Linked DNA regions of Homo sapiens: region 2 is linked to region 1. Evidence: read pairs that join two places in POLR2A ChIA-PET (ENCODE). Cell type or tissue: CD4-positive, alpha-beta T cell. All regions are shown on one strand. Links, peaks and the distances in the headings refer to the core of each region. The heading gives the core; the rest is flanking DNA.

Region 1 (2,915 bases), core at 160-2,659:
AGGTGATCAGCCCACCTTGGCCTCCCCAAAGTGCTGGGATTACAGGCTTAAGCCACCGCACCTGGCCAAATCCTGTACTTTCATACTCCTGTCACCCTTGAGTGTAAACCTTTTGGAAGCTACAGACAGTCTCAAACCAAGGCTTACAATTTTTATACCTTCTGACCCTGTAAACCCATCCCTAATAATTTACTCCTTAGCCTTTAAATAAGCAAAATGTTATATCCAAAGATATTCATTACAGTGCTATGTAGCAACTTGGAAAAATGTATACTAACATATAAAGTATTACACATAACACTATAAAAATATGTAGATTCTGAGTAAAGCTGTGAAAAATAATCAAGTTTGAATATGATTGTGGGTCTTTTTCATAATTCTTTAGTACTATTTTTACCTTTTATTCTTCGACTGAAAATGATGCATATATGTGAAAAATTTTTAATGCTTAGAATGGCTCCTAGATAAACCAGTGATTGAGATTATATATCACAGTTTGCGTGGGTTTGTAATCCAGATTATGTGGCACTAGCAGTGGGCACATATCTGGACCCTATAAGCATACAAAAGGTGGCATTCACCAGATAAAACTCTGTTTTATTAAATCTAGGGAGGCTGCTTAAATGGAATTGGTTAAGTCTTGCTTTCGTAAACCTAGATTCTTGCTCTGATCCCCAATACCTTGCTTGTGGCCAAGTCTTCATCCAAGTTCTACTTCAATGTTTTAGTTATTCCTATCCTCATGCACACTGTTCCAACTGTACTGCTAAGGAAGAATACAAAATCACAGACTCTCTTCTTTATAGCCTTCAACTTTTCCATATTCAATAATTCAAACAGTCTTTACTGTTTACTTTATTTGTTTGTACCTACAATAAATACTTGCGACATGCTATGCACTGTGCTAAGTGCTAGAAATACTATGGGGAACAAGGCAGGCATAGTCTCTACCCTCAATGAACCTGCGATATATGCAGAGATAATAAAAAGCAGTCTATTGCACCATGGCTTGAAAACTGCTCTGATAGGGAACATTCACCAGACTTGAGGGTAATCAGGGAAGCTGGGTTCTCAAGGAAGAGTAGGCACAGATGAGGGGAAGTGGCATACAGAACATTCTGTTGTCCTTTAAGGTATAAAAGTTTGGTGAGATTTGGGGGTAACAGTCAAAAGAGTAATAAGAAACAAGGCTACCAAAGTCAGCAGGTCAGATCATGGTAAGCTGTCTGGACTTAGCTTTGAGAAGTAGGAAGCCACTGAACCATTTAAGCAGAGGGTAAGCAGAGGGGTGACGTCATCTGGTTTTGCATTTTAAAGAATTTCCTTTCAGAGTATAGAAATGAAACTGATAGCAAGCAGGACAGGAAATACTGGAGGCAACAAAACCAGTTAGACTGCTGCAGCTTCCTGGGTGAGAAATGACTGTGGCTGAACTAGGAAAAAAAAACAATGGAAAATACTGTGTGTGTGTGTGTGTGTGTGTGTACGAATGGAGGGTTAGTAATGTTGGGAATTAGGCAAATGAAAGAACATAGAAAGTCAAAAATGATGCTTAGGTTTCTGACTTAGGTAAATGGATAGAGTTACAGTGCCATTCAGTGCACTAATAAAAGCTGAGGGTGGTTGCTCAGGGCATGATGATTATGTGCCTTTAATATGTCCAATAAGCAGTTCACATAACTTTTCACATAAATAATGAGTGTTCATGATAGCAGGACTTGCAAGCAGAGACAGACTAAGACAGGTGCCAGGAATGTTTCATAAATGAGTGAAACTATCACGGAGTAAGCAGATGACAGTCAATGGTACAATCGGTACTGTTCTAAAGCTCAGGTCAGAGGTCTAAAGAGGAAATACAGACTTGTTAAATCCTCAGCAATAGATGAGAGAATAAAGATCATCCTGAAGAGTAAAAGTGGTCTAGAAAACACAACCCAAGTATTGATGAACATAAATAATTAAGAGATGGGGTGGGGCGAGGGGGGCGGGGAATTAGACGTGGTGGTGTGCAACTACAGACTCAGCAACTCGGGAAACTGAGACAGGAGGATTGCTTGAGCCCAGGGAGTCAAGGCTGCAGTGTGCCATGATTGCACCACTGCACTCCAGCCTGGGAGAAAGCCAATATAGCAAAGCAATCTGAAGAATAATGAAAGGGAAGGAAGAGCAAACACAGTTTAAGAAGTTTGGCTATGGAGGAAAAGGAGATAGGATGGTACTGAGTAAGGAATATGGGCTTGAGGGAAGGGTGTTTGTATGTATGTGTATATACATAGTTTTTAACAATGAGAGAGACCTGTTCATATTCCAAAAGGGCAGAGAATAGGTTTGACAGCAGAAAGCTGAGGTAATCTGGATTTTGAAGAATGTGGCAAGGCCATCTGCAGAGAGTAGGTGTGGGCAGGTGCAGAAAAGCGAAGTAGCCACTACGGAGAAAGAATGCAAGGCCGGGCGTGGTGGCTCAAGCCTGTAATCCCAGCACTTTGGGAGGCCGAGGCGGGTGGATCACGAGGTCAGGAGATCGAGACCATTCTGACTAACACAGTGAAACCGCGTCTCTACTAAAAATACAAAAAAAAATTAGCCGGGCGTGGTGGCGGGCGCCTGTAGTCCCAGCTGCTCAGGAGGCTGAGGCAGGAGAATGGCGTGAACCTGGGAGGCAGAGCTTGCAGTGAGCTGAGATGGCGCCGCTGCACTCCAGCCTGGGTGACAGAGCAAGACTCCGTCTCAAAAAAAGTAAAAAAAAAGAATGCTGCCTAAGGAAAAGGGGGAGTTTCTGGGAAGCGCTGAGAGCCTGGATGAAGCCGCAGACTAGGAAATTAAGGCAACCTTTAACTCTGTGACAAAGTGATTTTCTCCAGCTATGCTTAGCATGGGGGATACAGGCTCAAAGTGTGCATCCAGGGATCAGACTC
Region 2 (2,915 bases), core at 181-2,680, 240 kb after region 1:
AGCTTGCATTCCTCTTCAGGTCTGCTGCCGCTATTCAGACTATGAATGGAAAGGGGAACCCTCTGAATTCAATAGACTCTAGCACATCCCAGCTGGACGGCTCCCAAAACCACACTCCTCATCCTGGACAAGGCAATAGGGGAAGGGAGAAGTAGTGGAAGAGACTCCCGCTCCCCCTGAAGACCATAATGTAGTCCAACTACTCTACTGTACAAATGGGAAAACTGAAGCCCTGGGAACTCCGAGTACTCTTGTCTTCAAAGCAGCTATACATAGGCTCTTTTTCATTCATGAGATTTACTCTGACCAACTACATGGAAGAAGACAAGGGTGAACAAGAGTTAATAAAACTGACAAATATTTGGGATCAAGAAAAGAAGTCCAGGTTTATATCAAAGTGTTAGTTAGACTAGACCAGCCACAACTCTGTTCTCTTCTATTTTGTTCCTGAAAGACTGGATATTCAGGCTGATCCTGCAGCCATGTAGGGTCCTTAGAGAATTTTTTTCTGTGTCTGGTTTTCAAGACTGGAACCTGGGCCTCACATGGGAGACAAGCTCTTCTCTATCTGGCACCCAAAGATGTCTAACCAGGTCTCCCGGCACAGCTCTGCGTGACTTTTGGTGACCTCTTTCACCCTGCCCGGGGGTCCCTTTGGAAACCTTTCCTTATCCTGGGCCTGAGCTTGCTGTCTGCAATGAGCATATCTGATAAGCAGCCAGCTGTTAAGGCTGATTCTACCTTGACCTCAGTCTCAGCAACTTTGCCTGTGGTTCTGGGTTGGAGTCTAGGTCCAGCTTCCCTGGCGGCCACTGGCCTCTATGGTGGGCAGCAGCATCCTAAGAGCCTTCCTGCTTTACCCCTATTGCTGTTTCACCAGCTGCTTTTAGCACACTACTGCCTCTTCCATCTTACACCTGTACTTGTGCTGTTCCTTTTACCAGGAAGGAAGGGTAGAAATGAACATGGGAACACCCTGTCAGGTGCTTTGACATACTCTCTCAAGCTTGATGTATCAGGTTTGAGGAGTGCCTCTGACCTGAAGCCTTTTTTCAGAGCAGAAATAGCATGTGTATTAAACCCATTGGATGGTCAGACCCTTTTGGCTGACATAGCCAGGACTGCTCACCCCTCTAGGGGAATTACAATTTTTCAGAATCAAAAATGCCTTAGACAACCAGAGTCTAGGCACGCATGACTTCCCCTCAGAGGAGAGGAGAATCATTTCCTTGCATGTTTTAAGTGCCCTCCTTGGTAGCCCTAGTCCTTTCAGGGAGAGTTTGTTAATTTTGCAAGGTTTCTGAAACTTCCTCATCCTAATAAGCTACACAGACCAAATTATTTTAAGCTAGAACTGAACTCTGCTCTGAACTGTGTTAAGCAATAGTGTAAGTCACCTGTGCTCAGTCCCCTGCCACCCTCTAAGTTCCCTTTATTCTGTGTGCCATCTGCAGTGGGATAATACCTTCAAAGCTTTCTTTGAGAAGTCCACATTTTATTAATAAAATTGTAATTACTTGTGTCAAAATGAACTCTGGGTTTTACCACTTCCGTATTTAGCTAGGTTTTTTTTTTTTTTTTTTTTTTTTTTTTTACACCATAAAACTTTGGAAGAAAATGTGCCAATGCTAACTTCTCATTTTTCACTGGTCAGACACACGCTTTGGTCTTTCACTTCTTGGAAATTAAGCCATTTCCACTTAAGGAAAACCATCAGTTGGTTTCTTTTAATAAATGAGGGCACAAGAGGTGCAGGTCCTGGAAGGGCTGGCCAGAAGTTCATGGTATGGTCCCTCGCAGCTAATGTTTTATGAAGGTGGTGACCAAGACGTACATGGTCATCCTTCTCTCACTAAGCATGAGAGCAGGGCCAGATAGACGGATGTGACCCAGGAATCATGGTAAAGCGTGATGTGCCTTACATGATGGGGGGGAGGAAGACGCTATCTGAACACACAGTGGGAACACGTAATGTCATCTGGAGGCTTGGGAAGGCCTCCCAAAAGAAGGACATTGATGCTAAAACCAGTGGGGTGAAAGGCTGTATAGAGGAGTGAGATACTCACCCCAGGGGGTTGGCAGGGTAGGGAGGGGTCTTAGGAGCCATTCTCAGCGGTATTGACACTTGAGGGTCATGAGGTTTCTTCCCCAGTCCATAACTGTCTGTAGCATGACAATGACAACACATGATCAGACACTGTACTCTGGCACCCACATGGTTTTATCACCTCAGCTAAGATTGGGATGGTCATGGGAGAGTTTCGTGCTGCCTGTGTGGAGAGCGGTCTCCAAAGAAAGGAACCTCCGTGGTTACAGAGGCGATGCTTCCAGTTTTTAGAATACAGCTTAAGGCTGGGCAAGGTGGCTCACGACTCTAATCCCAGCACTTTGCCGAGGTGGGCGCATCACCTGAGGTCAGGAGTTTGAAACCAGCCTGGCCAACATGGCAAAACCCCGTCTCTACTAAAAATACGAAAATTAGCCAGGTGTGGTCACTCATGCCTGTAATCCCAGTTACTCGGGAAGCTGAGGCAGGAGAATTGCTTGAAACCGGGGTGGGGGGTGGGCAGAGATCACGCCACTGCACTCCAGCCTGGGCAACAGAGTGAGACTCTGTCTCAAAAAAACAAAAAATAAAAATAAAAAATAGAATACAGCTTGAGTGTGAGTAGAGAGAAAAACGGGCCATGAAGCAGCTATTCCAATAGTCTCTCTCAGGGTTATAGGGGTCACTTGCAAGTTTCCTCTTCCTTTCTCCCTCTCTTGCCTTTCCCCACCCTATGGCAGAGATAGTTGTGTTTCTGCATTCCTTTGTGTTATCAGTAATAAAACCCAATCACATTTCCATTGGATTTGGTCTGAGCAGAAAGTCTGAGTCTCAGAAGAGACACTGCCCTGAGGAGCTCTGAAAGGGC

Evidence for each region. Peaks named below come from ENCODE experiments on the same cell type or tissue, not always from the same donor. Only the 100,000 strongest peaks of a DNase experiment are listed, where the experiment ranks them.
Region 2: POLR2A ChIA-PET joins it to region 1 with 5 read pairs; 1 of 35 experiments calls an interaction of 5 or more read pairs at or near these places.

What each region holds. Positions count from the first base shown.
Region 1 is chr18:46,249,062-46,251,976 of GRCh38, reverse strand. All of the region lies in intron 3 of ARK2N (arkadia (RNF111) N-terminal like PKA signaling regulator 2N), which reads right to left. Among named protein-coding and RNA genes, the nearest start is that of ARK2N, 76 kb to the right of the region's middle. RefSeq lists enhancers at 1,229-1,288, 1,339-1,418, 1,174-1,809, 1,810-2,446. In CD4-positive, alpha-beta T cell, for the core only: no CTCF peak of the experiment used is centred there; a DNase peak (open chromatin) is centred at 1,306; H3K4me3 peaks cover 1,079 bases; H3K27ac peaks cover 2,023 bases.
Region 2 is chr18:46,008,042-46,010,956 of GRCh38, reverse strand. The region is part of intron 5 of PSTPIP2 (proline-serine-threonine phosphatase interacting protein 2); the gene reads left to right. Among named protein-coding and RNA genes, the nearest start is that of EPG5, 42 kb to the right of the region's middle. In CD4-positive, alpha-beta T cell, for the core only: no CTCF peak of the experiment used is centred there; a DNase peak (open chromatin) is centred at 1,176.